Linked DNA regions of Homo sapiens: region 2 is linked to region 1. Evidence: chromatin loops called from intact Hi-C (ENCODE). Cell type or tissue: uterus. All regions are shown on one strand. Links, peaks and the distances in the headings refer to the core of each region. The heading gives the core; the rest is flanking DNA.

Region 1 (16,259 bases), core at 4,530-12,529:
CCCACTGCTATCTCTTGCCAATAAACACTTGCCCTATGCGGAGTTCATGAGACATGGCCATGTAACACCCAACTTGTCTTTCCTATTGGTCATTTCCTATTCTGGTTGCTCTTTCTTCCTCATGAAGAGCTTTAGTATCTCTGAATCCCAGTCTCCTACTGCTGCTATCACCACAGGCAGCTTACTTGAGAATGACCCTTCCAGCAACTCAGGCTGAAAGCGCCTGGGCCTCTTCAAATTTTAGTATTATTCATTTCCATTTTATATCAACATCCCATGTGGATAGTCATAATCTGTGCCTAACTCCTGACCTGAAAAATGCATCACCACTGAAGTGTAAAAACTAATATCAATCTTTGGCTATGCTTTTCTATTCATCCAGCTTTTTTCATTTTTTTTTTCCTTTCACTTCACCTTTTCTTTTACCTCGTAAAATCTCCAGACTTTGGACCGCATTCATTTCTGTCCAAATATCCCCCCTTTGGCCTATTATTATGTAGGCTAGACTCTGGCATGTCACCTCAGGTCCTCCTGCCAGCATCTTTAACTACTGGCCATTACCATTTTTCTCTCACCAATATCCAGCCAATTCTTAGACTTGGATATATCCAACCACTCCTGCCTCTGGGGCTGGCCCTGCCCCGTGACAATTTTGCTAGTTGATGCTGTTGTACCTGAGCGAGTTAGAAAAATGCCACACTTTGAGACGAATTAATAGTCCTTTATTAGCCGGCGACCGAGAGACGGCTAACGCTCAAAATTCTCTCGGCCCCGAGGAAGGAAGGGGCTTGATTAACTTTTATACCTTGGTTTAGGAAGGGGGCGGGTTGGGCGGTGGGGAGGGTCTAGTTGAAACAATTTTACAGAAGTAAAGTAGTCAAAAAGTTAAAAGGATAAATGGTTACAGGAAAGTAAACAGTTCCAGGTGCAGGGGCTTTAAGACTATTACAAGGTGATAGACCCGGGGCTTTGGGCGTTATCAATCGGACGAATTCCTGGGAACTGCGGATATAGCTTGCCACAGTATCTTATCAGTTAATTGCATTCTTGGATGTGCTGGGAGTCAGCTTGCACAAGTTACGTCCTTGAGGAAGGGGCTGCCAGTGAAAGAGCCAAGTGGAGTCTGTCTGGCTCTGTTAGCTAAGGGAGTGTCAATTCAGGTGGAAACAAGGCTAGGTGATTAAAGGAAAGGGAGTCTAAAAACAGAGTTAGTAAAAACCAGGTTGGGCACTACAATGCTCCCCAATTCCAGAGTCTCCATTGTAGACTGCACCTTTAAGAGCAATGGACTTCATTAATACGGAGCTGAGTTAATCATACTCTTCTGTTAAAGCCATGTTAACATTGTTTGTCCTTGCAAAGCACTCCTAGTCAGTTTGCTCTCATTTATTTATTCATTTCCCTTTTACCCATGCCTTCCACTCTTGTTCCACTGCTCCTAATAAGCAGCCATCTTATTGTATATATTTTGCAATTTGAATATAGTTTTACAATATGTGTATAGTTTTATGGCCATTTAAATTCACATAACATTAGTTATTGCATTCTTATTCTCACTTTTTTCACCAAGCACTATATTTTCAAGATTACTTTTTGTAGCTCTGTGAATCTGTATTTCTAAGGTGTTTCTGATAGCTGCACAATCATTTAGTTTCCATCGAAAACATTTCACGTATCCTTTCTCCCAGTGATGGACACTCAGGTTGCCTGTAACTTTTCGACACCACAAACAATAATGTATGTCCTCATCATATATCTCCTAATGGACGTAAGTTATAATTTTACTGGGATATAATTTTTTATTATCATTGTATAATGTTACTAAATATATCTGTTATCATTATTTCATAAGGAATGTACCACATAACAATGTTTTGGTTAATGATGGACAACGTATATAATGGTGGTCCCATAAGATGATAATGGAGCTGAAAAATTCATATGGCTTAGTCTGGATAATCTTGACCCTGTGTTGGCCTAGGCTAATGTGTGTGTTTGTGTTTTAGTTTTTAACAAACAAGTTTTAAAAAAATTTTTAAATTGTAAAAAGCATATAGAATAAGGATAGAAAGAAAAAATATTTGTGTACAGTTGCACAATACGATTTATTTAAGTATTATAAAAGAGTCAAAAAGTTAAAAAAGTTTATTCAGTAAAAAAGTTACACTAGGCTAAAGTTAATTTATGATTGAAGAAAGAAAAATATTTTAAAATACATCTAGTGTAGCCTAACTCTACAGTGTTTATAAAGTCTACAGCAGTATACAGTAATGGCGTAGGCCTTCATATTCACTCACCACTCATTCACTGACACCCAGAACGACTTCCAGTCCTGAAACCTCCATTCATGGAAAGTACCTTATACAGGTGTATTACTTTGTATCTTTTGTACTATATATTTACTGTAGGTTTTTAATGTTTAGGTATATTTATATACGCAGATACCACTGTGTTCCAATTGTCTACAGTATTCAGTATAGTAACCAGCTGTACATGTTTGTAATCTAAGAGCAATAGGCTGTACTACACAGCCTAGGTATGTAGTAGGCTGTATCATCTAGGTTTCTGTAGTTACACTTTATGATGTGCACACAATGAGATTGCCTAACAATGCATTTCTCAGTACATATCCTCATGGTTAAGCAACACGTGACCTACTTTCACTAATGATGAACTAGGATGGTGTGCTAGTGGATTGAAATCCATTGGTGTAGTGTGATTATTCAGGAATTTGAAATGAATAAGGGGAATGATAAATATAAAGATAATTGAATTGTTGTTATAAGTTGCATTGATAATCTGTAGATAAAGAAAAGCTGAGGTCAATTAGCAAACAATTGAAAACTAAATAACAGAGCTGGTCTCTTTGGTAACTTACAATGAATTTATTGACTTGATGGTACTCTGTTGGGATATGCAATGTAACATTCTGATAAGGGCTTCAGGGGATGATGCAAACTTGCTACAAGGGCAAAAAATGATGGCCCACATGAATGAGGCCGAAATTCCCGAATTGCTATGACATACATTAGTAAAAGATATTACAGTAAAGGATTGAGAACAGTGGACAGGCTGAACATATAATATTGTATATATAAGGCCAGAAGACACATCAGAAGGTTATGTTTTATAGGGAGGCACAGAGGACACATCATTCACCATGGCCATCAGGAATAAGCTGATGAAAGAGCCACCAGCCAAGAGGTTCAGTGACAGTTCTCTGTAAGCCAGTGCTGTAGGTAGGAGAGGCTATCACAGAACGTTTCTCATGGGTAGCATTGGAAATGATAGTGCTCTGAAGCATAGAGGCCAGATGGTGGTGCTTAACTGCCAGAAATGAGGGGTCATGATTATCAACACAATCAACAAGCTTGAAGTAACAGCCTAGGGAGTTTGACCAGTTGAGAATTATGGAGACTATTATCATCATTAGATGTGAGCACATAGAGCCCCCGCAGTGGTCCCCATGCTTTGCTGTACCATCTAGGTAATTTTAAAAGTCTCTTTATGGTACTGTGACCAGCTGAGATTGGAACTGCCATCCAGGTGGGATGCCCCAAGACTAGACCAAGGCCCTCGTGAGTTTCGGTTCTCATTTCTCCGTTTTGACCCACTAAACTGCATGGGGAGTCAACCATATGCCAAGGCTTTGTTAACATCATCATGATGTGCCATAATATAGTCCAGATAGATCTAAACCATCTGGATACCCAAGAAATCATCATGCCAATCCATTACATCAGTGACATCCTGCTGATCCGGCAGGATGAACAAGAGGTAGCTAACATGCTAAAGGCCTTGGCAAAACACATGTGTGATAATCCTTAAGCAGATTTAGGGACCTGTGACTTAAAATAATTAGGGGTTCAGTGGTAAAGATCATGCTGGGACACCCCCCTCCAAAGTAAAAGACAAAATGTTTTATTGTGCATCTTTGCCTACAAAGAAGAAATCATAGTGTGTAGGAAATCTCTTTGAATTGCAGAGGCAACATATCCTACACCTAGGAATACTGTTTCACCCCATATTGTTGATGATATGGAAGACTGTCAGATTTGAGTGGGGCTTAGAGCTGATAAGAACTTTTCAACAAGTCAAGCCTGTGGTGAAAGTAGCCTGGACACTTAAACGATATGGTTGGTAGACCCTATGATGTTGGCGATGTCAATGGTGGAAAAAGATGTAATACGGAATTTCTCCCAGTGGAGGAATGTCAAATCAGGCCCCTTAGGTTTTGGAGTAGTGTTGCCATCTGCAGCATAGAATTAATTGCCTTCTGAAAAATAGCTGTTGGTATGCTACTGGACCCCAAATAATCAAGAGATGGAGCACTTGATTATGGGCCCCCAGTTATTATGCATTTTGAACTGGCCATCATGATCTGGATTCTGCTGGTCCTACCAGATTAAAAACTCAGATGGGCCCAGTGGCAATTCATTTTAAATTTAAAATAGGAAACCGGGGACTAGACATGAACAGGATAGAAGATAAAAGCAGGTTGAATGGGTGGTTAACCCATCCCTCTATGCTGTTCATCGTATTGGCACCATCACCCCTCCCCAATTTTATATATGGGAGGTCTTACGTGACCAGCTGAAGGTAAAGGAGAAAGCCTGGGCGTGCTTTATAAACAGGTGGCTTCATACGAGTGTAAGCTGGATGTGGATAGCAGCTGAATTACTGCTCCACTCAGGATGGTCTTGAAAGACAGTAGTGAAGGAAAATATTCCTAGTGGACAGAGTTTTGGGTGGTTTATTAGGTTATCCAGTTTGTGTGGAAGGAGGTTATGCTATACAAGGACTCATGGGCAATGATGAGCTGGTCAGAGATGGAAGGAAAGAAGATGTGAAGATTAGTGACAAGATCTGGGAGAGAGACATAGAGTTAGACATATGGGAGTAGGCACGAAGTTTAAGGATCTTTCTGTCATACACTAACATGCCCCAAACATGGAATCCACCATGGACGAGCCACTAAACAACTAAGTAGACAAAATGGCTTGGCCATTTCATATTAGCCAGCTTTCATCAGTGGCCACCCTAGGGCTAACATGATGAGCACATGAATGAAGTGGTCACGTTAGCAGGGATGGAGGCTCTTTGTAGGCTCTATTTGAGTTCCTACCTACCAAGCCTCATCTGCTGCCTCTGAAGCTCTGACCAGCTAACAATAGAAAGCAAACTGAGCCCCTCCTAAGACACAATTCCTCTTCATAGGTGTTACTCCCTGATGAACTTTTGTACTCTCTACTCCTTTTCAGTCTCTGCTTCCCAGAGAACATCACCTGGGACAACACATATTTCCCAAGAAGACATTATCTGCTGCGTTTTTCCCAAAAACATGTGATACTTCTAAAACCACTGTCTGACCCTTGTACCCCTCTTTGCCTAGCATTTGATCTTGCCTCTAATTTCACAAACAATTAAAATGTCCCACTGCATTCCATCCTCAAAACTAAAAATATTATGGATCCTCCTCATTTACTTTTCTTCAGCCTCAGAAGTAAAAATGCTCTTTATCCCATTCAATACTAGTGACTTCCTTTGTGTCCTCTCTTGTTCAATTATTTTCCTCTTAATAATGTTCCCCATAAGACGGGAAATGCAAATGTCTCTTCTTAAAACAAACGTGATAACAATAAATATTTTCCATTACCTGCACCCTTTTCAACATCATAGCTGAAGTTCATGAAAACTCAGTGTACTCTTGGTGTCTCCATTTGTTTATCTTCAGCTTTCATCTATTAAGGTTTTAGTGATTTTTTTTGGTCTGAACAAAATAATTCTCCACACAACTATTTTATATTTATTTATATTTATTCTAATGAGACCAGAGGTTCTTTGTGTTAAATATTTGATTTGTAAATCAATCAGTGGAAAATTTTTGATGAAATCTAAACGCAAACTTCTAAGCACTTGGAAAGAATTAATCTGTCCTCTAGTTAGGGGAGGGAAGTCCAAGGCTGGAGATGTAGATCCAGATAGAGGGGTGGGCGTATGGCATAGGTATTCTTCTTGTGCTACTTCCACAGATATCCTTCTTTTCTCCATGAAGAAGGGAAGTCTTTAGTATTCTCCAAGTCCCTGTAGTAAGAGTGGAGGTCTAATGGTGGGGTGGGGTGGGGTGGGGCAACAAAAGGAAGAAGGGTTATGTGAATAGTCTGACCCATAATATTGACAGATATCACCTCTTTCCCCTACCTCCCTCCTCTCCAAATAATTTCCATTCACTGACATTGACCTCAAGTACATATTGATTTGAGGACTTGACACTAAGGCACACGTAACCAATTGGCTTAACCTTCTGTAAAACTCCATAGGTCTTTCTGTTATTAAGATTCAGATGCTTTTTTAAATTCAGGTGAGCTTCCTATAGTCTCCTTGCTTGATGGCCTTAGGAACTTAGCAGCCTCCTTTCTTTTCTTCTTCTTCTTCTCTTAAAAATGTAACCTTTATTACCTCCCTCTCCCCCTTATTATCACAAAAGTGATACTTGTTCACTGGAGAAAAATCAGAAACTACAGAGAAACCAAAAATTAAATTATTTATAACCCTATTTTCATTTTGGTCTAAGTATTTTCCAGCCTTTCATTATGCTGGCTATCTGTTTGTCTGTGAATGTCATGTACGTACATAAGTTTATTGCATTAGGCCATGACAGAAATGAACCCACATGCACATACAGATGCACACTAAAAAACTGACCACAGTTGTTTTGTAACAACATTTGTTTTGCTTTTCAGAAAAATGTTCATTTCATTTTTAATAGCTGCCTGGGTTTTATTATATGTTATACCATGATTAACTTTGGTAAGTGACTATTCTGGACATTTTAGGTTTTTAGTTTTCTTTTTTTTCCCGTCATATTAACACTGCTGTGAAAAACAGTATTATATTCAAATCTTTGTGCTCAATGTCAATTTCACTTCCTACAAGTGTAATTATGGGTCAAATGATATGCATGTTTCTGATATATTTTGTTGTACTTACTTCTGAAAGACTTAAATTTTTACTCTTACCTGAACTTTGAGAACCCTTGCTAACAGTAGCTAATCATCATTAAGAAATACCTGCCCAGTGTGCTAAGCCACAAACCGTATCTCCTTCTTTTTTTCCTTTTTTTTTTTTTTTTTTTTTTTTGAGACAGAGTCTTGCTCTTTCACCCAGGCTGGAGTGCAGTGGCACAATCTCGGCTCACTGTAACCTCTGCCTTCCAGGCCCAAGCAATTCTCATGCCTCAGCCTACCTAGTAGCTGGGATTATAGGTGTGCACCACCACACCCAGCTAATTTTTTGTATTTTTAGTAGAGATGGGGTTTTACCATGTTAGCCAGGCTGGTCTCAAACTCCTGGTCTTATGTTGATCTGCCTGCCTAGGCCTCTCAAAGTGTTGGGATTACAGGTGTGAGCCACCGCGCCCGGTCAGGTATCACCTTTTCTTCATTAAAGCTCTGGGCACCTGTATCTTGTGGAGATCAAATTCCTACAAACAGCTGCAGAGTAGAAGGCAGCCAATTTTCCTTATATACCCATGCCTTACTGGGCACTGTGCTTGGTTCTGGGACTTCTGAAATAAATACGGCACAGTTCAGTCTCTACCCTGCATTGGAGTTTTGGGGAGCTGGGGGTAGGGGGTTATAGAGAGACCAGTAAATGCATCATTACAATACAGGGAGTTAAGTGTAATAGTGTGGGAATGCTGTGGGAATACTCAGTCGGGGAGTGAGCCGAGTCATGAGTGTTAAGTCTGAATTAAGACTAATCAAGATTGGGAGTTAACCTGGCATAAAAGTGGGTTTTCAGACAGGGATACAGCTTGTACCAATGCAAGGAATTATGGAGTATGCAGTGGCCTAGTTGGGAACAGCAAGGCCGGGTTTGACTGCAGCAGCCTGTGTAAGTTGGGGGAACAGCAGTGAATGATCCTAGAAAGCAGCAGGAGTTGTATTATTAAGAAGTTGGCTGTTAGCATTTAGTATTCTTGTGGTTGTTAAGAAGTGCTGGAAGATATTAAGCGGAAAGTCACATGATCCCATGTGCATTTTGGAGAAGTCACTGGTGCAGTGTGGAGGGTCAGTTGGAGGGGCTCTGGACTGGAAATAGGGGGGCTAGCTAGGAGTCTAGTGCATCAATCCATGCCAGAGATGAGGACTGCAGGGGCTCACACAGGAGGAGAGGACAGGAGGGTGAATTTAAAAGATAATATGGGAGAATGGTAACAGCATTTGGGCTACTTGGACTGTTGCGTATAAGAGAGATAGAATGTCCTGGCTTGGGTCATGTGGCTGAATAGCGGGGCCGTTACAGCCATAGATTCCTTTTGGTTCGACAGTCCAATCCTTTCCTGTCTTACAGTGCCACATTATATGAATATATTATGCTGCTTTGTCACATGCTGTAAGAAAAGTAACTGCTATGGAGTTGAGAAGGTACAAGAAAGGTGAGTAGAATGCTCAAAAATATAAGAGTCAGAAATTATTATAAGATCAGTCAGGCAGGAGATATAATGGTAAAGGGTGACAGGGCAAGACCTCATCTTGAGAAAAAATACTATAAAACCAAAGGCAAGAAATTATTAAGAATTTTTAGTAGAGACAGGGTTTCACCATGTTGACCAGGATGGTCTTGATCTCTTGACTTCATGATCCGCCCGCCTCCGCCTCCCAAAGTGCTGGGATTAGAGACGTGAGCCACCGCGTGGTGGTGGGCACCTGTAGTCCTAGCTGCTTGGGAGGCTGAGGCAGGAAAATCGCTTGAACCTGGGAGGCGAAGGTTGCAGTGAGTGGAGATCACGCCACTGCACTCCAGCCTGCTGACAGAGCAAGACTCCATCTCAAAAAAAAAAAAAAAAAAAAAGAAGAAGAAATCATTAAGTATTGGCACAAGGTGAATAAGAATTTGTTAATAAAGTCTTGAAATACCAAATTGGAAGCTAACCCTGAATATATAAAGGGAGAAATTTGGGACAATGAAGCATAGAAATATTGAGACCTTGTAACAAGTGGGGATAGAGTCTGAAAATATTAGAAGAGTCAAAAAAGTTTATATCACAAATGAGAAATCTCCAATCTGAAGCTTAGATATGGCCTTTAACTAAATTACACCTGGCTCAAGCATAGGGACGATACCCCCACAAATGCCTACAGGTGTGAAAAAACATCATCCTTTGAGTATTTAGGGGCAATATCCTAAAAGACCACAAGGTGGTAATGTAATTTCACGTCTGTTTTTGAGTCTTTAAATTCGTGTTGCTTTCACTCTGATAGTGCCCTCTTTTTCTGTTCGTGTTTATGGCTTTCTCTCTCTGTATTTTGTCTTTTACATTTTTCTGCTGTTTTCTAATTTATGTATCCCTCTTTTGAAATTTTTTCTCTCCGTCACTTCTTATGTTATCTCCTTAACTGGCCATCACTAGAACTAGTGGAATTTTTCCATTATTCACTGAGTAGAATTTAGTTTTGTCACTACATTCAACAGAATTTATTATAGAAAAATTAAAACCTACATGAAAGTGCACAGAATAGTATAGTAAATCTTATGAACCTATCATAGGAGCCAATCACAGCCTTCACCATAGGTCAGTCATCCAGATTCAAGGTCATAAGTTCATGGCCCCTCTTATTTCACCTGTATTCCACTCACTTTCCTGCTTCCTATTTTATTTGAAAGCAAGTTCTAGTTCAGTAACAAGTCCATCTATAAATATATCTGTATATGTCTATCATTCGTGAGGACTCTTGAACCTAATCATGATGCCAGTATTGCTCCTAAAACTAGTAACAATTTCTTAGTATCACAAAATCCAGTTAAAGTTCCAATTTCCAACTGCCCCTTAATGTCAATTAAAAATAATTTTATAATGTGTCTATCAGAATCAGCATTCAAATAAAGTTCAATTTGTGGTTGGTTGGTTTTTCTCTTAATATTTTTTATTCTACAGGTTTCCACTTTCTGTCTCTTTTTTTCAACTTGCAATTTATTTGTTAAGGGAACAGTTATTTTTCTGTAGTTTCCTTCTGTCTGGATTTTTCTGATTGCTGTCAACTTTTAAAATGGGTAGTGAAGCATTTTGTAATTTTCCAAAAAAACTTAAGATGAAGCTAACAACTTGCTTTCTTTGTTCCTGTTGCTGGGCTTCTGAACGTTGCAGAAAAAAAAAAAACTATATACCTGTACAATTTGTGGCACTAGTATTTAGCCTCAGGTGAACTATCAATATGGGTTAGATCATCATTTTTCTTGCCTCTAATAAATTTTATATTTTTCTGTTTCAAACATTTACCATGCTTTTTAAACTCTGAGGTGCATTTTATTTTTCTATCTCCTCCTGCACCACACTCCATCTTTTCTCATTATCTCAGATTGACTTCTTCACTGGTCCTGGCATTCTGGTCTCACTATTTTAAACGAATTCCTTGTCTAAATCCCGGCAAGGGCCACTGCATGATGTTGGGCAGGCTACACTCTGCACAAAGGAACTCAGCTCAAGAGGAAGGGGTGCTCCACCTGTCAGCCTCTGTGCCTTTGTGCCTCTGCCAGGAAGGGGTGTTTTTCTCTAATTTGCACAAATGGGTTAGTGAGCTGGTGGTAGCCCTATTCCTGCCTTCTCTGTAACTTTCAGCAATTCACATTGAGTCCTCCCCTCCATGCCCCACAATGTCCTCTATAAAGATTGTAATGATCATCTGGTTTCTAAATACAGATGGTCTATTTTCTATCTTCTTTCTCTTTTACCTATGTATAGTCAATAGCACATCTGATTGTCCCCAAATGCATTGGGTTCTGCTTTTCAGGATGCTTTCCTCTGGTGTTTTCAGGAACACCCTTCTCTCCCAGTTCTTTTATCTTTCTCATTATTTCTTCCTTGTTTCTTTTTCTGGCTTCTCCTATCTCATAAATGTTCTGTTTGCTCATAGTTTTTCTGCTCCTCTCCCCTGTTCTCCTCATAGGCTCTGTTTTTTTTTTTCTGCTTCCATAGCTTCAGCACCATCTCTAATTCTATACTGATGATCCCAAAATCTCTGAAACCAGTCTCCACCTTTCTCTTGTGCTCCAGTCCCAAACTTCCAACAGCTTTCCACATATGTCAATCTGGAATCCTGTAGATACTTCAAAACCTTTCTGTCTTGTATTCTTGATCTCTGTCATGATCCATCCAGTTTCCCAGGCTAGAAATTTTATAGCAATCTGTCAGTCACTCCACTCTCTCGTGTATTAAATCCAACCAACCCCTAAACTCCTTTTAGTTTACTTCATTTATGGAGGTTCTGTAAGGCAATGTCCTCAGCGCTAAGAATTCAGCAAAAATCCCTACTCTCATGGAACATATAATTTTGTGGGAGACAGAAAATAAACAAATCAATAAATAAGTACATGGTATAAACTATGGTGATAAGTCCATTGGAGACACTTTGACATGTACCTTGTCTGGTGTTTCCTTTCCACCTGCTTTCACTGTTGTCCTGGACTCCAAACAGGTGTCTCTGCTTCTGGCCTTTCTCTCTACCACACTTCCACGTGGTTAGTATTCCTTTAAAAACCCCCCAAAGTCAGGCTTCATAATGCAATGCTTTTGCTCAGAAACACTGTGTGTCCTTACCTGAAAAATAATATTTAGACTCTTAAGCATTGCCACTAGGGCCTAACCTAACCTTTTCCTGTCACTCTCCTCCTCTTCCTTCCTTTCCTCTTCCTGCCTCTATTGCCGCTATTACAGTCAGGTCAAGCTTCTTGCCTTTCCTAGCACGTGCCCTTTTCTAACAGTGTGCTTTAGGATGGCGCCTGTTCTGCTTTGAATACTCTCTTATCATGTTCACGGCTTGAAGGTCACTCCTCTGGGGAATATTTCTTCAGTCTTCTAGGCTAGTTCATATCTGCATCCTCCATGCTGGACTATAACTCTGTTCTTAGCTCTGTAATAAGTTTTAACCTGTTTTTATTGGAATATAAGCCCCAGGTGGTGGTGGAGCAGAAATATTATCTTATGCATCCATGTGACTCGTCATCCACGTGACTCCAGGGCCTACTGTGGGCTTCACCGTTGGTGAAAGAGAAGGCAGTCATCAGTGAGGACAGCCCAGGCTTTGGGGCCAGGCAGCCCAGGGTCTGACCCGCTCTTGGCACTCGCTAGCTTTGGGCAGGTTACTTACGCTGTAGTGCCTCAGTCTCCTCATGTTTAAATGGATGTTGGTAATTGAATATATCTCAGAGAATTGTTGTAAAGACTGGTAGAAATAATGTATATAAATTGCTTCACACGGTGCATGGTAGCCATAAATGCTCAGTAATCCTGGCTTTATCAGATGCTTATAAAATGAATGGAATTAGTATGACCTGTATTCTTAGGATCTCCTGTTAAATGATTGTCCTGTAAGCTAGTAGTCCCCAAGGGAAAAAGAAAAGATTGCTCACCACTGGTTTAGAAAATTCAGAGGGAGTAATTCCATGAAGTACAGTTAAGGGAATCTGGGAATACTTTGATATTGTATTAAATAAAATGGCCCATGCCATTTTATTTTTATTTTATTTTACTTTTTATTTTTTGAGACGGAGTTTCCCTCTTGTCACCCAGGCTGGAATGCAATGGCACGATCTCAGCTGACTGCAACCTCCACCTTCTGGGTTCAAGCGATTCTCCTGCCTCAGCCTCCCAAGTAGCTGGGATTACAGACATGCACCACCATGCCCAGCTAATTTTTGTATTTTTAGTAGAGACCACCATGATAGCCAGGTTGGTCTTGAACTCCTGACCTCAGGTGATCTGCCCGCCTCAGCCTCCCAAAATTCTGGGATTACAGGCGTGAGTCATCATGCCTGGGCCTCATGCCATTTTATACCTCCATCTGGGTCTAACCTGTACCCTTTTTTTTTTTTTTTTTTGAGACGGAGTCTCGCTCTGTCGCCCAGGCTGGAGTGCAGTGGCGGGGATCTCGGCTCACTGCAAGCTCCGCCTCCCGGGTTCACGCCATTCTCCTGCCTCAGCCTCCCAAGTAGCTGGGACTACAGGCGCCCGCCACTACGCCCGGCTAATTTTTTGTATTTTTAGTAGAGACGGGGTTTCACCGTTTTAGCCGGGATGGTCTCGATCTCCTGACCTCGTGATCCGCCCGCCTCGGCCTCCCAAAGTGCTGGGATTACAGGCGTGAGCCACCGCGCCCGGCCTAACCTGTACCCTTTAGTGGGAGTCAAAGTCTCAGTGTCACTTTCTTTAGGGCATCATCATGGCTGTTATGAACTGGGACAAAGAGTTTGTTTTAGAGGAATAATGGAGGTAGAGGCTCTGAGGGGACCATTAACTAGCGCAGCTGCCATTTCAGATGCAAGAAGGAGCAGGTTCACAGCATGTGCCACTCAGGGAGGGAAGAGAAAATGTCAAGGATTGTACTGGGAAGGTGTTGGAACATTTTGCGTGAATGTGGATATTTGGATGAAATGCTTCTAAGGCCTGAAGATGACACGACAGGCTGTAAATAGACAAGGGAGAAAGACAACAGAGAGGGGTGCGCTTCTTTGTGATGAGCACATGGGTTGTATATGGCTCAAATGGTGCAAGGATCCCTGGTATAAAAAATGTTAGCGAAAGCTCTGTTTTCAAAACAGCATCACAGAATAGCTACAACTCTGGATTTGTGGTTTAATGCTGCCACTGCTCCTGATGCATCTAGAATGACTAAAAATGGCTGAGTTAATGAATTCTGTTTTACAACATTAAGGAGGTTTGACACACTTGTTAAAACCTCTGGTTCTAGTGCAAAACAGAATTCCTATGGATGTTCTAAATACTAATCGGAAATGCTTCATTAGTATGAAGAGTATCAGGGTGTGTGTTTTCTTAGGTTGATTAGTAGCTGACTTATGCCATCATGTGGGGGGAATGTCTGTCAGCATCTCCCCCAGACCTTAGATACCTACTATTAATCACTTGTGTTGATGTCACCCACTGGTGCGCAGCCTGGAAGACTCTGCAAAAGGTTAATCTTTCGTAGTTTCTTGGGATTTGGAGGGCAACATTCTGAAAACCTAGTTTTAATTTTGATAAATGAATTTAGCAAGTAGTTAATCCCTGAAAAGATTCAAGATTTACAAGTCAGTCAAGAGATGAAGTTAGCAATTTATTATACATGCGGGGCTCTCCAATCACAAGATAACCCCTAAGCCCTTTGACAAATCAAATGAGAAAGAATCGAACGCCGCGTATAGAGATAAATTCATTACTAGGATTTGCCCCTCCTCTCTGCAGAGCTATAGTCTGTCTTCCCTTCATCAGGAGACCTTTTTCTGCAAACCCTGCTGCGTACGGTTCACTCCCTCATTTTGACCTCTTCTGGCTCTTAGTTTACTACTTAAAATAATGCAGATGATCCATGTGAAAAGTTTTGCTGAGTCTCACTCTCTGGAATGTTGGTTCTTCCCCTAAACAATTTTATCCTGTGGACCCAATGTCTTTGTAACTGACCAAGTCTCTTGTACCCCTTTGACTTCAAAAAAATTTAAGAATATTTTATCCTAAGTGGAAACCATAAGTGAAGATACAGTATACATTTTGGTGTGCTAACCTTCTCCCCTAAATTTTATTCCCTTCTGCATATTGACCTTTGCCCTCTCTCAACTATTTTTTCAAAAGCCATGCATGTACTTTTGTGGCATGTTAGGAGAAGACAGACATATGATTGTTTTTCTGGTTATAAGCTTTGTCTCTGGGTGTAGAATAGATGCCCAGCAATTGTTTTTCAAATTAAAGAATTTCTAAGGGCATGGCATAGTATCTGGAGGGCAACTTCCAGAGTTATTTTTGTCGCATGCTCCCCTTCCATCCCACAAATACATGTTCAAGTGGAACCTCCCTCTTTCTCCTTCTTACTGCCCCCTAGGAGCCATCTTTCTAAAGTGCAGATCTGACCATTTGATTCTGACATTTTTGTTCTTAAAAACCTTCGAGCCCTTCATTGGTTTCTAACTGTTGCTGGGATGAAGGTCACATTCCATATGTGGTTTGTAAAGTCCTCTGTGATTCTGCCTTTATTTCTCTAGCTTTCTCCTACTCATGGCCACCTGTCACTTTATGCTGCAGGCATTTTAAGTAAGTTGTGGTTTCTGGCTTAATTAAGGTATCTAGTCAGTGGAATGTGTGTTAATCAAAAGGGATATCCTAGGAGGGCCTGACCTAATCAGGTGAGCTCTTAAATGAAGTTAGAGATTTGAAGCATGAGAAAGATTCTCCTGCTGTCTTTGAGGAAGTAAGCTGCACCTTGTAGGAGGGTTAGGACCTGAGGGCAGTCTCTAGGAGCTGAGAGTTACTCCTAGCCAACACCAAACAAGTATATTGGACCCTTAGTCCTATCGATGAAAGGAACTAAACTCTGACAACAATCTGAATAAGTTGGGAAGGGAACTCTGGGTCACAGATGAGATCAGAGCACTGGCTGACAGCTTACTTTCAGCTTGGTGAGACCCTGAACAGAGGGCCCAGTTAATCTGTACTGGCCTCCTGACTCACGGACCTTGTGAAATACAAATTTTGTTTTGTATTGTTAAGGGTTTTTGTTGTTACTGTGTTTTTAGGGATGGGGTCTTTCTATGTTGCCCAGGCTGGCCTCAAACTCCTGGGCTGTAACGATCCTCCCACATCAGCCTTCTGAGTAGCTGGGACTAAAGATGTGCACCACTGCACCCAGATAAGTTTTTTTGTAATTTGTTATGCAGTATTAGAAAACTAGTACAGAAGGACAGAGAGAAAGGATAGAAGGAGGAGAGAAGGAAAATGAAAAGGAAGGAGCAGAGGGATGAAGGAAAAAAGAAAGGAAGGAAGGAAAGACGAAAGGAGGGCAGGGAGAAAAAAAGGACATTTGGTTAGGATTTTGTCTCCTTGTCTTTCCGAGGACAGAAAGGCATACCTAGCCATAATTCATACTTTTTTTTTGGTAGAGTAATAAATAAGTCTTCATGAAGTCCTGTGTGGTTTGTAAGCTTCTAGATTATAATTTATTGGAGATTTGCAAATTTACCACAGTATATCATAAGCACGTGCCACTTTTGTTTTAGCTTGATTCTTTTAAGGTTGAGGACCACTAAAAATGTTAATTTTCCTAACGGAGTTTGTGTATTTCTTTCCTCCTGGATAGGCTTTTTAGATTTTTCATCCTTTCATCCTTCTGCACTTGCCCATTTTTTGCTGGAGGGTTGTTTGTCTTTTTCTCAAGGATTTATAAGAGTACTTTATAAAATATGGATATTAATCTGTTTTCAGTTATATGAGTTGA
Region 2 (16,259 bases), core at 2,967-10,966, 360 kb after region 1:
TCAATTTAAGATCGATGTGGCGATATATAAGTTGCACTGCCAATTTGTCCTCAGTTTTCTCATCAGTGATGCAGGATGAATAGTACCTTTCCTTATAGAGTCATGAGTAATACTGGAATAGTTTGTTGAAGTGTTGTTAAATATACTAAGATTCCAATGAAATGTCTATGATATAAGTAGTTCCTTAGTTGCATATTGATGTTTCTCATAGACAGTCATTGTTTATTGTTTGTTTGAAAGTGGTTTGAAAATAATAGAGACTATCTTAAACCAGTGTACCATTTGATTTCTTTGTAGCAAAAATGTTTACTTGCTATGCTTCCGCTTTGCACTATAGTGAATGTGGTAGCTTCTGGAAACTGCCCTGGAAAGTTAGGTGACACAATGAATTATTTTTGGAATGGTAATTTAAGTCACTAACATCATTACTTCTCATTTTCTTCATGCTTTTGGACACCATTGGAGGTGGGGAAGGAGTACATTACTGTAATGTGGGGGTCATATAATATGAAATAACTGAATTCGTAACTCTTCTACCTACTTGGCAGAAAAATCAATGGGCTGCATTTTATCATTGCACATGGGGACAGTTATGTAGTGCTCTATAGATTATAAACATTTGGTGGGACTCTAGGAAAAGCTAGAGAGGAATATCTAGATAAAAATTAATGACAAGTATACTTAGAATGTCCTGGAACAGTAAAGAATAAGAATTTCTTTTATGTCAGTGACCTAACATCTTCACTTGCCATGTCAAACCTTTTCATTTGTTTTAATCAGTGCTGACAGTGGCCTTCACTACATTACTTGAATCACATTTTTCCACAATGTAAATGCTTCAATTTATAGTCTTTTTTGTATTAAGAACAAATAGGGCAGCCTTAAAAATCATACAGTCATAGGTGTTTGATTCATTTCTTAATTTTGTTGTTGAATTGTTTTGTGGCACTTAGGTTTAGGATCTGTCTTTCCTTGAGGAAAGGACTGTGCATCCTTCATCTTTGTATCTAAGTGTCCTACACTGCACCTTGCACATTATAGACCCTCAATATTTGCTGACTAAATGCTGGACTGACTGAGTATTCTTAGTGTCTTGAAAGATTTCATGCACAAAGAACGCTTGACTTTTTCCTCAGAGATTACTAGCTCATTCATTCCATCTTACGTTATGATCATTTTGCAGATAAGTAAACTGAGACTCACTAGTAATTTGCCACAGACTTTGTAATTATACCAGGGATCAATGTTCCTAGCTATAGTGAAAAAATTCATAAATTTAAAGAGGAAACACTATGTGTACCAAAATATAGGCTGTGATAAAAAAGAGAGGAATACTGTTCACCATTTCTGATCTTGACAGAGAGGTTAGGTTTAAATCTCAGAACTAACTTCATTTTTACAGTTATTTATCATTCATTGAAAGAAGTTGCTTCGAGTTGTCATGGCATTTGGTCGTAAAGAATTAGTCCATCAGCTTTAGCTTATTAGTGCTCTCGGAAAAAAAAATGAGCCTTGTCTTTCTTTGAATTTGTAATGCATGCATTTGTAGGACGTAAAGCTTTCCCTAGGTGCTGGCACAACAACGTACATTTTACTGAGCTGACTTACAACGTGGTCTGGTCTCTAAGAGATTGCAGCAACAAACGAAGGCATAAGTAAAATGGGAGAGCTCTGTGCTGTGCATGGTCCATCAACATTAATGAGCATTATAAATGTTCTACGAATGAAGTACAAAATGGACCTCTGAAGTTGTTTTTATTGGTATTTATTAATGGGACAATCAATCAGTTCTGTGGCACTTATAAACACGTTGAACAGATAAGGTTCCTGCCCTGAGAAGCTTAGAGTCTAATTCAAAGTTATGACAGCTATCATAATACATTTTAGTGAGCTGGGTTACTCTCCAAAGCATCATGACACCCATAGGACAGTGGAATATGGTCCTGGTCATTGATGAGCTGGATTCATTGCTTTAGCCAAATAATATTTCAGAACCATCCCAAACACTGCTGCTCTCACCAATGGGGGTGATTATGTAGGTACTGATCACTCACGTTAAGGGAGAGGATAAAGAACTAAGACAGAATTTTGGAAAATAGAAGTAAGCAAATAAAAAAGCACACAGAGAACTTCCAATTGCCATACTGACTCTATAAAAGCCTCCAATCTGGCATTAATCATTTCAGTCACTTATAAGCAGGTTTGTGTCTCCCTTTTCATAAGCGTCTCGCCCTGCTATAAATGACATTCTGTTTTATGAAAGTATAATGTGAAAATCTACTGATAAGCCAAATAATAAAAACTTTATAGCATGTCAGGGCTTTTTTATTATTATTATTTAACCTCAATCAAGTTATAATACTGAACACATGTATTCTTGGCCTAAATCACCTTGTCAAGTTTAACTGTATATTCAGCTTCATTTACGTGACATACGATCTAATATTGGAGAACAACAATACCATTGTAGTGTTAATTGAAAACTCCAAACTGAGAGCCAGAAGAAACCACTGGTCTGATTGCTGAGGGTCCCAGGGAAGGGGATCTATTCCCACACCTGCAGTTGGTCCATAACACTAACATTGTTACCAACATCTGGGTCTAATCAGTCCAGAAGCCCTCATATGCTGCTCCTGGGGCACATAAATTAAGCATTACATTCATTTTAAAAGCCCCCTCTTTCAGTTTTTTAAGGACAAGATAGATTCATGGCTCCACAGAGTCTAACAAAGTAGAAACCACAAACAGAGTAAGCTACTACCACAGGCCTCGTGGACTTGACTTACCAACTCTTTGCCACTTAAATAATGGAATTTTATGTTCAGCCCTGGCTATCAAAAATGTGTTTCCACCGAAAGTGAAGTTTGACTGAAAAGCTGCATTAAAAATAAAAGCAAATCCTCAGAAAGTGAGCCAATTTGTATAAATCAGACTTTATGTAAGGATATGAGATAATATCTAACAGAGAAATATAAGCTTAGGAGTCATAATTTGCCTCATTCACTTCATAACTGGAAGGCCTCTTAGAACTGACTCTTCATAGTGTACTTTAAGAAGGTTTGCATCCAAAGGGACTATTCAGAATGAAAGTTAAAAAGTTTTAGATCTTTCAGTGGGACTTTGGATGGCTGGTTTCTGAGGATAAAGGGTCTGCTTGACCTGGTAATTATTTTCTGCAACTGCTCTGCAAAGTGTAGCTGTTAGAATAAGTTCTGCTGCCACTCAACATGAGTGAAAACTAAATACCCTCTTATGTTTTATGCAGATGCCCTAGGTAACCAAAGAGTTCTAAAAGAGAAAGTAGCCTGTACAATTTTTGCAGCAACGCTTATTAAAGATATAAATACAAAAGAAAACAAAATAACAGAAAAAAAAAAAACCATTGACAGTTTTGCAAACTACTTGCTTATGTGTTTGAGACCAATTTGTTGTAGGGGAGAATTTTTAACTTGTTTGGTTTTGGTTATTTTCTCTCTTTCTCTGTTTCTTCTTCTGTTATATTACAAGAAAAAAGAATTGCCTGTGTAGCTCAAGAGGCTGGGAAGTTAGGAAAATAATTCTGTGGGTTGATAAAGTTTGTGCTAGTTGGATAACTGTTTTATTTATTTGTTGGCTCCGATATGGCAGCTGGCCTTCAAGGATTTCATGTGCACTGGATAAATTACCTATCTAATGAGCATCTCTGAATGGTCTAACATTGGAAGATAGTAAATGAATGAGATTAATGATCACCAAATAGAAGTGGGAAGAGGGAAGACATTGTTCCTTGGATTTATATCCAAAAATAGGATAGGCATTTTTTTCCCTTAATATTATAGAGAACATTTGGTGATATGGTTGGTACTTCATCTCACCCAGGTACTTCATCATTGGCTCAAATTATTTTATCTAGTCATAGTCTGCATATGAATAGGCATTACCTATAGCCTTATGAATAAAAAAAAAAAACCTAACTGGTATGTTTATGTTTAAAAATGCAGTGGTTCATAAGGAAATAGCATTTTGCATAATAGATTTCCAGAATTCTTGGGTAGAGCACAGATAAGAAAATTGATGATCCCCAAAGGTACTGCACAGTTCAGGATATGATATTCATAAAAATGGCCTGATTCACGAAGAAAGATTCAAATAATATTCAAACTACCATTTTTTTTTTTTAAAAACAGGATATACTTTTACATTTAAAAAAATGCTCCTTACTCCACCGCCCCCAAAATCAGTTTCAAAGTCAATGTTTCAATTATCTGAAGAATGCAGGGATATAAGGATGGGTAGTTCAACAAAGCCAGGTACATAAGTAAAACCTGTATAGACATTTGGATTTGTCATTAGAGTGCAAGGAATAATGGAGCAAGAAGAACAGAGCATATTCTATGTGCCAGAAACTGAAGTAGGCATTTTGTGGTAGGACTCATGGCTAAGGCCATTCTCTTCTTCTAAACTAGCTAGTTCACTAGCCTGTTTCTTACAATGCAGCTGTTTTGTGGAAATATTTATGTTATTAGTCTTTGATTTGGGTTAGAGAAGTTGGAGGTGTTCTCACATTCAATGTGTTGTGAATAATATATTGCACTCACATTCTACTTTTTGTGATTTATATTTTGAAGATAGCTTAAAGCTAGTTCAAGGCTACCACATCTGTTTGAAGAATAATGCACAATTTATAAAGGTATAGGGTTTCTTTCACTTGTTTAATGAGAAGTGATAGGCACAGTATGAGGCTGGGTGAATTCCCACAAGACAGACTAAAAAAGTGTTGACAATTTTCCATTTCCCAAATAATGCATGTGGTAAAACCCCACAGTATATCCGTTTAAAAGCATCTCAATATTCAGTTTAAATGTGTTTTCAATACCTTGTTCCAGTAAGATTAGTTTTGTAATTCCAAATACTTTCAGGAAGTGAGTATGCAATTTGCTAACAGACCATTCGATGTAGACTTGAAACGCAACCTAAGTTATCAAATTTTAGTTTGTTACCTTGAGAAGTTGTAGAATACCCACAGTTGTCCAAAATCTGGATTTGTATCCATTTCTAGTGCTCCATGGTGGGGGAACCACGGGGTTATATAAAGAAAAATTTGAGAGCTACTGCACCCTTAATATCAGGGCAATCTACGTTTCCCCAGACAAAAATGAGGTTGGGTCACGAAAGGATCACAGTAACAAGGTTCAAAAGAACAATCCTCTAAATCAGCCACAACTTGAATAATTGCTGACTCCTCATATTCTTCCCAAATATTATTAATAGATTCCATTAACTGAGTCTATTACACACCAAGTGCATGGTAGGTGGTCTATATGCATTATCTTATTTAATTACCATAACAGAAAGACAAAGAGAATTAAACAACTGCAGCCCATAGAGACTAAGCAACATGCCCAAAGCCACACAACTAACAGGATTACCTGATACTTTACATAGTTCTTTTATAGGATTTGTCACAATTTGTATTTATGTATTGACATAATTATTGATTAGTGGCTCTCTCCTATCTTGTAAGGGCAGGGACTGTATCAATTTTACACCTAGAGCCTGGAACAGTGCCTAGCACATTATAGGTGCTTATTCATTTATTGTCCTTATCATTTGCCTATAGCTGCCTCCAATCCAAGTGGCCATGGTAATATACGCCCATATTTTTCTGCTCCCATGACTTCGATGGTAACATTAAAGAAGGAAATGTGGACTTTTGAGTTTCCCGTGACTCTTCTTATATCTTAAGTGGAGTTTTTGTTACGGCTTTTTTATTTTATTTTAGCCATCTCCCTACCGCAGGCCTCTCCACAGGCACAGTCTCCAGTGAGGAAAGTGAAACTATGGGACGATGTTAGTAGGACCTGCCTTGGTAGACTTCAATATTACCCTTTCCTTATGATCTCAATGGACCAAACTTGACCTCTTCAACTCTTTCTGCCGTTAGAAAGGAAAATCTTTCTCATATGCCTCTGAGGTTTCTTGCATATTAGGCCTCTGTTGGACCTCAGACTTTGTGAGCTGCAGGGTACTCAAGGTTACGCTCTTAAGCAGGGGCTCCTGCTATGCTTGAGTTTGCGTTGTTTTTAGAGGGCTTTCCAATCTGCAATAAGACAGAATTTGTGAACCGGTGCCCCCACTCACAAAACACATTGCCTCCAAGTGCTTCTAAGAAAAATGTGACCTAGCCAAGGATTAACAGAAAATGAGAAGTTGGAAGAGTTGATGTTAAAATGGAAGAGTAATATACTTGACATTAGGGCTCTGCCAAAAATGTTGTACTTTTATTGCCAGTTTTGGACTAACCCGATAGACACTGAGGTCACTCTGGTCTTCTTTCACGTTCTTTGTCATGGGGTTCTTTCCAGCTTGAGAAACTTGATGCAGGGTGTTTCCTCTGCTTGGGCTGTCCACTACACCTCCCGTTTCCATGTTGCCACATTCCCTTTCCTCCACTGGGTTTCAGCCTGAATATCACTTCACCAGAGAAGCGATGAGGAACATTAGGAAACCTTCACTTGGCCCCTGTAATTCTTTCTTAGCACCCTGTATATTTCCTTCACAGCACTTGCCACAATTTGTGCCTTTATATTGTTTTATTTATTTATTGATGTAATATCTATCTCCTTTCCTCCAACCTACTTGAAGGCAGGACCATATCTGTCTTAATCAAGGCTTCTTCTAACACCAAGAGCTCTGGCAAGATTAGAAAATGTGCCCACTGATGTCCCACCGACTGAGCATATTTTGCAGGGCACAATCTGTTTCCCCAGATCTTACGACAGGTCTTGACACCTAAGAGCAATATCTTATTTGTTGAATGAAATCATAAAATATAATCGTCTTCTCTTCTGAGATACTTTTCTTTCTGCCAATTTGGATTACATAGTTCCCCCAGGTCTCAAGGCCTCAGTGATCTTTTGCCTTAAGAAACTCTCAGAAATGACATTTGGGAATTACTTGGATATTAGGTACCTATGCTATTCTTCTGTTGTATGTCCTTTAAATAGCTTTTTGTCTTTTTCCCAAATTATATGATTATTTGTATATGTCCAAAAAATTAAAGCTTAGAGCAACATTGGTGGGAAATGGGAACTTATAACCATGTTAGTACTGAAATAGTAGCAAAGGCAGATTGCTGCAGTGGAGGGTGCCTGTAATCCCAGCTACTTGGAAGGCTGAAGTGGAAGAATTGCTTGAGCCCAGGAGTCTGAGGCTGCAGTAAACTATGGTTGCAGCACCACACTGCATTCCAGCCTGGGCAACAGAACATGATCCTATCTCAAAAAACAAAAACAAAATCAAAACAAAACAACCACAAAAATCAATAACAATGACTAGTGAAAACTTGAGTCTTCACAGAGATTTCTGTCCAGCCATCAGCTTAAAAGATAAGAGACACTTTGAAAAAAAAACAACAACAACAAAAAACCCATGGGATAAGGACAGGGAACTAAATGACCAAATTCCCAGTAAATTTTAGTGGCACAATTATTTAATAAAATCACATCTACAAACATTGATTTATTTTAAAATAAGAATAAGCATAAGTAAAACACATACTGTGGAAGGCAAAATCACGTTTAGATGTGTAAAAACCTACTGTAGGAGAACAATATGGGACAGGGTAGCAAAGAATTAAAGTGCATAAAAATGTATTTAATAAATAATCAACAAAGTGCAATGGACAGAGTACTCGAGAATAGTTTGGACTAGATGCTTTTTTTAGTGGGATTCTTTCTCTTAAGTATTAACCTGTTTAATTGGAAATGAAATATTTGTTTTTTTTAATGGGAAATCTGCATTTCATTGTAAACTAGAACACATTGTCCTCGACGTCTTTACTCTTTGCTAACATATTCTAAGTTTCTTTTGTGTTTAATATTTAATATAGAAAGAGAAACAGTACCAAAAAGCCTAGAATAGAGGCATATTTATATACAGGTTCTAATCACTGTTTTTGGCCCTTGGACAAAATTGTAAGAATGATTTCAAAGCCAGTGCCTGAACTCTGTTTGGGCTCATTCAGCCCAAGCTTGTGAGTTAGGCTCCTCTTTTGCCACTAGCTCAGCCTTTCTACCCCAACCTGAGTCATTCCAACCCACACATCTGATTTCACACACAAAGAAACTTGTAATGTTAATTCTAAAATTATAGACATCATTACTGAGCTAATCATTGTATTACGCAATCATTTTTGTTGTAATTGTTCCAATGAACCAACATGTTTTTTAACAATTTATATAGAGGACAATAGACTTTATTAACTTCTATATTCAATGAAAAGTCAGATCACTGGTTAGAGTTCACTATTTCTCTTGACTGTGCTTTGGAAAATTATATTAATTGCAGAATTAAATGAAATAGAAAATTTCCTTATTCTACTACTGATGGTATTTTCTCCCTGTGCCTCAGTTTCTTTATAAAATGGAGATAAAATATTTGATTTGTCACCTTATTGTTCTATTTATTAAGGTAATGCTAGTGGATATAACTGATAAATCCCACATTCTCAATGGCCTGACAAAATAAAATCTGGCACTTGTTCAACATAAGTATTCCTATCTGAGTATATCCTCTGTAATTAGTGGTTTAGGAGCCATGTTGCTTCCATATTCTGGTTACATCATCTTCACATGTGGCCTCCAAATTTACTGAGGAAGGGGAATGACGCTGTGGGAAAAGAAGAACTGATACACACAGCTACAGCCTGTAAACGACACACATCACACCTCATGCACAAGCACAATGCACATCCCATTCCTAGATATAAGGGAGCAGGGAAATGTCGTCCTAGCTGGGCAGCTGCCTCCAGCAGTAACTCTACACTAAGGAGGGGAAATAGGATCCTTTGGCGGTCAGCTAGCCTCTTTAACAACGCCTGTTTGTAGAGTTGCAGGGAGGACTAAATTAATGAATCCAGGTGAAAAGCTTAGAACAGTAGCCATTATATACAAACTAGGGATAGAGAACCCTTCCTCCTCCTCCTCCTCCTTTCTCTTCTTCCTTCTCCTCCTCCTTCACATTTTCTTATGATGCTTAAATAGTTACCCCTATATTACTACTTGAAACTCAGCAATTGCTCTTTATAATCAACATTTACCCTTTTCTTAGGATATTTTTCTCTAACTTTTGCAAAATTATTAATATTCTATTTCCTTTTGTTTTATCTTTTGCATACATTTGGGCCTCTAACGTATACTTAGATTATCAAGAATCATAGTTGGATTATCATGAATATCTAGGTTTTGTGATGCCTCTGGGAAAATCTTTTGTTAGAGGATACTTTGTTCTTTCTCTTTTCATGGAGAAAGCAATCTGAAATTTCGGCTGGAGAAAACATATAAATTTGTCTGACTCTTCTCAAAAGCCTGGTCCTCAATTAAACTGCCTCAAAGGTAGCACACGCTCCTTGTTTGGAGGGTTGGTTGTTATTCCCATAATTAACTTTAAGGTCACATGTGCCAGGACAATGTTCTCCTATCTATACAGACATATTCTGAAGTATGTCCTAGAATTTAGTTTTGGTTTTACCACTTAAGATAGTAGAATTGTTGTCTGGGCCAACTCTTCCAATCTTTCCTTCCTGCCGTGAATCTTTAGGTCCAGGAAACACACATAGCTTTTTTTTTTTTTTTTTTTCCTCCAACTTGTACATTTTGCGTTTGTATAGACTGAAGCACACTTTGTTAACAAGAAAATGTCTCAGTATACCATCTGTAATTTCAGTTTTCAGTTTACTGTATATTTGCTGAAGCAGCGGTTAAGAGAAACGTGCAGCTAATAGAATAATGTGTAACAAATAGTGAATTGTATGTATTTTAAAGGGTTATACTTTGGCATCTTCCCCTTGCAATCTTGAGAGAATGAAACTGGACTTGCTCTCATACCAAAAAGAACAACACTAGGCAAAATAAATATGGCAAATATTTTTAGGAATTGAACAACAGGTAGTTCAAGATTGTAATTTCTTTTCTTTTTTTTTTTTTTTTTTTTTTTTTAGACAGAGTCTTGCTCTGTCGTCCAGGCTGGAGTGCAGTGGTGTGATCTTGGCTCACTGCAACCTCTGCTTCCCAGGTTCCAGTGATTCTCCTGCCTCAGCCTCCCGAGTAGCTGGGACTACAGGCGCCCGCCACCACGCCCAGCTAATTTTTGTATTTTTTAGTAGAGATGGGGTTTCACTATATTTGCCAGGCTGGTCTTGACCTCCTGACTTTGTGATCCACCCGCCTCGGCCTCCCAAAGTGCTGGGATTACAAGCATGAGTCACCGCACCTGGCCCAAGATTGTAATTTTTGAGAAAAAATAAAAAAAAATATGAGATGAGGTCTAGAAATGGTTATGATCACCCGCAGCTTTTCCTACAGGCACTGTCCTGCCACAGAGCAGGCTTATGGAACTTAAGTAGAGTAGCAGTCTCACTTTGCAGAGAAGGAGATTGGAATTTTAGGCTATCTCAGTTCCTGAAATTTGCTGAGCAAGGTACCTGAAAGGCAAAAGCTTCACAGATGAAGGTGCCTAAAAGTCTATGGAGGAGTTTACTGCATGTTGTTGGCAAATGATTGAGATGCATGTGCACAAGACAAGTTGCCAAGAGTCCCAGCAGAGATTTCCTGATACATTGATGGGAGATTTGGGGGTTTCAGCCCAGCCAACATAAAAAGACTTTGCTAAAAGACTTAGATGTTCAGTTGAGACTCCATACCCTAGAGTAAGGAGCATGTGCCAGGACTAAGCTTAAAATTGGAATAAATCTGCCATAACAAAAAATAAAATCAAACCTAATAGACCAAAAGTTTCTGCCAATAATTTAATTGCCTTTCAGAAGAAATTCAACATCCCTTAAAGAAAGATCACATAATCCAGACTCTCCACTACATATCATTCACAATGATAAAACAATTACTAGACATGCAAAGAAACACGAAATAGTGGCCCACAGTCAAAAGAAATATCAGTCATTATAAACAAATCCTATGATGATCTAGATATTTGAATTAGTAGACAAGGCCTTTAAAATAGCTATTATCAATGTGTTTAAGGACTAAATGTAAAGTGTGATTATAATTAATGAACAGAAAGGAAATCTCAGCAGAGAATTAGGAACTATGAAAAGTTAATCAAAAGAAAATTCTAGAACTGAAAACATGATAATTGAAATTTAAAAGAAAAAAATTACTGGGCTGAGCAGTCCCTCTTCTGAGTAGATAAAGAAACTGAAATCACTACCTTATAAAGATATCTGCACTCTCAAGTTAATTTGCAGCATTATTTCCTATAGCCAAGATATGGAAACAACCAAAGTGTCCATCAATGGATGAATGGATAAAGAAATTGTGATACACTCACACGCACACCAACATGCACCATACACAGAAAAACAAACTGTATGATTTTACGTATATGTGGAATCTTTTTAAAAAAGTACAATAAGTGGAAATAGGAAATAAAATTGTTGTTACCGGGGGTGAGAGAGTGAGACAGAGAAAATGGGGAGATGTAGGTCAAAGAATACAAAGTAGCAGATATGTAGCATGAACAAGTCTAGAGATCTGATGTACATCATGAGGACTACAGTTAATGAAATTTTATTGTATTTGTGATTTTTGCTAAGAGAGTAGATTTTAGGTGCTCTTGCCACCAAAAAGGGGTAACTAAGGGTAACTATAGGAGATGATGGATATGTTCATTTGCTTGACTCTTACAACCATTTCACCATATATATCAAAACATGTTGTACAACTAAAATATATACAATAAAAGAAGTAAAAAAAGAAAGTAAAAAAAAAATCCCTAGGTAGGCTTAACAGCACATTTAAAATGGCAGTAAGGGACAGTGAATTTGAAGGTATATTGTTAGAAATTATCTAATCTGAAGAACAGAGAGAAAAAAGACTGAAAAAAAAATAGCGCCTCATTGACATGACAGAAATTTCCTAATGACTAAAAGATCAATTTCAATTCATCAGGAAGACAGAGCAATTGTAGATGCATATGTTCCTAATAGCGTGTCAAACTATGTGAAGCATGAATTTATAGAACAAAAGGGAAAACAGACAAATTCACAATCATAGTTGAAAATTTCAATATCCTACTCTCAATAATTGATAGTAAAAGTAGACAAGAAAATAGTAAAGAATATCTGAACAACACTATCAACTACCTTAACCTGCTTGACATTTATTTAATACAATACTCAACAACATAAAATAAATCTCAGTACATTTCAACAAACTAAAATCTTTGAGCAACAGTGGAATTAAATTAAATGTCAACAATAGCTTGGTATAAGAGAAGTCCCAAAACTTGTAAATTAAACAATCTACTTGTAAATAACTTATAGGTCAAAGAAGAAATTACAGGGAAAATGAGAAATACTAAAACTGAGCAATCATGAAAACACAACATATCAAAATTTGTGGTATGGAACTAAAGCAGTATGTAAAGAAACATTTATAATTTTAAATGCTTATTTTTTTTATTATACTTTAAGTTTTAGGGTACATGTGCACATTGTGCAGGTTAGTTACATATGTATACATGTGCCATGCTGGTGCGCTGCACCCACTAACTCGTCATCTAGCATTAGGTATATCTCCCAGTGCTATACCTCCCCCCTCCCACCACCCCACAACAGTCCCCAGAGCGTGATGTTCCCCTTCCTGTGTCCATGTGATCTCATTGTTCAATTCCCACCTATGAGTGAGAATATGCGGTGTTTGGTTTTTTGTTCTTGCGATGGTTTACTGAGAATGATGATTTCCAATTTCATCCATGTCCCTACAAAGGACATGAACTCATCATTTTTTATGGCTGCATAGTATTCCATGGTGTATATGTGCCACATTTTCTTAATCCAGTCTATCATTGTTGGACATTTGGGTTGGTTCCAAGTCTTTGCTATTGTGAATAATGCCGCAGTAAACATACGTGTGCATGTGTCTTTATAGCAGCATGATTTATAGTCCTTTGGGTATATACCCAGTAATGGGATGGCTGGGTCAAATGGTATTTCCAGTTCCAGATCCCTGAGGAATCGCCACACTGACTTCCACAATGGTTGAACTAGTTTACAGTCCCACCAACAGTGTAAAAGTGTTCCTATTTCTCCACATCCTCTCCAGCACCTGTTGTTTCCTGACTTTTGAATGATCACCATTCTAACTGGTGTGAGATGGTATCTCATTGTGGTATTGATTTGCATTTCTCTGATGGCCTGTGATGATGAGCATTTTTTCATGTGTTTTTTGGCTGCATAAATGTCTTCTTTTGAGAAGTGTCTGTTCATGTCCTTCGCCCACTTTTTGATGGGGTTGTTTGTTTTTTTCTTGTAAATATGTTTGAGTTCATTTTAGATTCTGGATATTAGCCCTTTGTCAGATGAGTAGGTTGCGAAAATTTTCTCCCATTCTGTAGGTTGCCTGTTCACTCTGATGGTAGTTTCTTTTGCTGTGCAGAAGCTCTTTAGTTTAATTAGATCCCATTTGTCAATTCTGGCTTTTGTTGCCATTGCTTTTGGTGTTTTAGACATGAAGTCCTTGCCCATTCCTATGTCCTCAATGGTAATGCCTAGGTTTTCTTCTAGGGTTTTTATGGTTTTAGGTCTAATATTTAAGTCTTTAATCCATCTTGAATTGATTTTTGTCTAAGGTGTAAGGAAGGGATCCAGTTTCAGCTTTCTACATATGGCTAGCCAGTTTTCCCAGCACCATTTATTAAATAGGGAATCCTTTCCCCATTGCTTGTTTTTCTCAGGTTTGTCAAAGATGAGATAGTTGTAGATATGCGGCGTTATTTCTGAGGGCTCTGTTCTGTTCCATTGATCTATATCTCTGTTTTGGTACCAGTACCATGCTGTTTTGGTGACTGTAGCCTTGTAGTATAGTTTGAAGTCAGGGTGTGATGCCCCCAGCTTTGTTCTTTTGGCTTAGGATTGACTTGGCGATGCGGGCTCTTTTTTGGTTCCATATGAACTTTAAAGTAGTTTTTTCCAATTCTGTGAAGAAAGTCATTGGTAGCTTGATGGGGATGGCATTGAATCTATAAATTACCTTGGGCAGTATGGCTATTTTCACGATATTGATTCTTCCTACCCATGAGCATGGAATGTTCTTCCATTTGTTTGTATCCTCTTTTATTTCCTTGAGCAGTGGTTTGTAGATCTCCTTGAAGAGGTCCTTCACTTCCCTTGTAAGTTGGATTCCTAGGTATTTTATTCTCTTTGAAGCAATTGTGAATGGGAGTTCACTCATGATTTGGCTCTCTGTTTGTCTGTTGTTGGTGTATAAGAATACTTGTGATTTTTGTACATTGATTTTGTATCCTGAGACTCTGCTGAAGTTGCTTATCAGCTTAAGGAGATTTTGGGCTGAGACAATGGGGTTTTCTAGATATACAATCATGTCGTCTGCAAAGAGGGACAATTTGACTTCCTCTTTTCCTAATTGAATACCCTTTATTTCCTTCTCCTGCCTAATTGCCCTGGCCAGAACTTCCAACACTATGTTGAATAGGAGTGGTGAGAGAGGGCATCCCTGTCTTGTGCCAGTTTTCAAAGGGAATGCTTCCAGTTTTTGCCCATTCAATATGATATTGGCTGTGGATTTGTCATAGATAGCTCTTATTATTTTGAAATACATCCCATCAATACCTAATTTATTGAGAGTTTTTAGCATGAAGCGTTGTTGAATTTTGTCAAAGGCTTTTACTGCATCTATTGAGATAATCATGTGGTTTTTGTCTTTGGCTCTGTTTATATGCTGGATTACATTTATTGATTTGCATATATTGAACCAGCCTTGCATCCCAGGGATGAAGGCCACTTGATCATGGTGGATAAGCTTTTTGATGTGCTGCTGGATTCGTTTTGCCAGTATTTTATTGAGGATTTTTGTATCGATGTTCATCAAGGATATTGGTCTAAAATTCTCTTTTTTGGTTGTGTCTCTGCCTGGCTTTGGTATCAGAATGACGCTGGCCTCATAAAATGAGTTAGGGAGGATTCCCTCTTTTTCTATTGATTGGAATAGTTTCAGAAGGAATGGTACCAGCTCCTCCTTATACCTCTGGTAGAATACGGCTGTGAATCCATCTGGTCCTGGACTCTTTTTCGTTGGTAAGCTATTGATTATTGCCACAATTTCAGATCCTGTTATTGGTCTATTCAGAGATTCATCTTCTTCCTGGTTTAGTCTTGGGAGAGTGTATGTGTCGAGGAATTTATCCATTTCTTCTAGATTTTCTAGTTTATTTGCGTAGAGATGTTTGTAGTATTCTCCGATGGTAGTTTGTATTTCTGTGGGATCGGTGGTGATATCCCCTTTATCATTTTTTATTTCGTCTATTTGATTCTTCTCTCTTTTTTTCTTTATTAGTCTTGCTAGCAGTCTATCAATTTTGTTGATCCTTTCAAAAAACCAGCTCCTGGATTCATTAATTTTTTGAAGGGTTTTTTGTGTCTCTATTTCCTTCAGTTCTGCTCTGATTTTAGTTATTTCTTGCCTTCTGCTAGCTTTTGAATGTGTTTGCTCTTGCTTTTCTAGTTCTTTCAATTGTGATGTTAGGGTGTCAATTTTGGATCTTTCCTGCTTTCTCTTGTGGGCATTTAGTGCTATAAATTTCCCTCTACACACTGCTTTGAATGCGTCCCAGAGATTCTGGTATGTTGTGTCTTTGTTCTCGTTGGTTTCAAAGAACATCTTTATTTCTGCCTTCATTTCGTTATGTACCCAGTCGTCATTCAGGAGCAGGTTGTTCAGCTTCCATGTAGTTGAGCGGTTTTGAGTGAGATTCTTAATCCTGAGTTCTAGTTTGATTGCACTGTGGTCTGAGAGATAGTTTGTTATAATCTCTGTTCTTTTACATTTTCTGAGGAGAGCTTTACTTCCAAGTATGTGGTCAATTTTGGAATTGGTGTGGTGCAGTGCTGAAAAAAATGTATATTCTGTTGATTTGGGGTGGAGAGTTCTGTAGATGTCTATTAGGTCCGCTTGGTGCAGAGCTGGGTTCAATTCCTGGGTGTCCTTGTTGACTTTCTGTCTCGTTGATCTGTCTAATGTTGACAGTGGGGTGTTAAAGTCTCCCATTATTAATGTGTGGGAGTCTAAGTCTCTTTGTAGGTCACTCAGGACTTGCTTTATGAATCTGGGTGCTCCTGTATTGGGTGCATATATATTTAGGATAGTTAGCTCTTCTTGTTGAATTAATCCCTTTACCATTATGTAATGGCCTTCTTTGTCTCTTTTGATCTTTGTTGGTTTAAAGTCTGTTTTATCAGAGACTAG

What was found. Peaks named below come from ENCODE experiments on the same cell type or tissue, not always from the same donor. Only the 100,000 strongest peaks of a DNase experiment are listed, where the experiment ranks them.
Region 2: a loop joins it to region 1, with 5 times the contacts of the local background. A loop is called at or near these places in 13 of 110 quality-filtered maps.

What each region holds. Positions count from the first base shown.
Region 1 is chr12:22,700,301-22,716,559 of GRCh38, forward strand. The region is part of intron 1 of LINC02955 (long intergenic non-protein coding RNA 2955); the gene reads left to right. Among named protein-coding and RNA genes, the nearest start is that of LINC02955, 8.6 kb to the left of the region's middle. In uterus, for the core only: a CTCF peak has its summit at 9,180 (motif pointing right); no DNase peak of the experiment used is centred there.
Region 2 is chr12:23,058,189-23,074,447 of GRCh38, forward strand. All of the region lies in intron 10 of LINC02955 (long intergenic non-protein coding RNA 2955), which reads left to right. Among named protein-coding and RNA genes, the nearest start is that of LINC02955, 370 kb to the left of the region's middle. RefSeq lists an enhancer at 360-3,622. In uterus, for the core only: no CTCF peak of the experiment used is centred there; no DNase peak of the experiment used is centred there.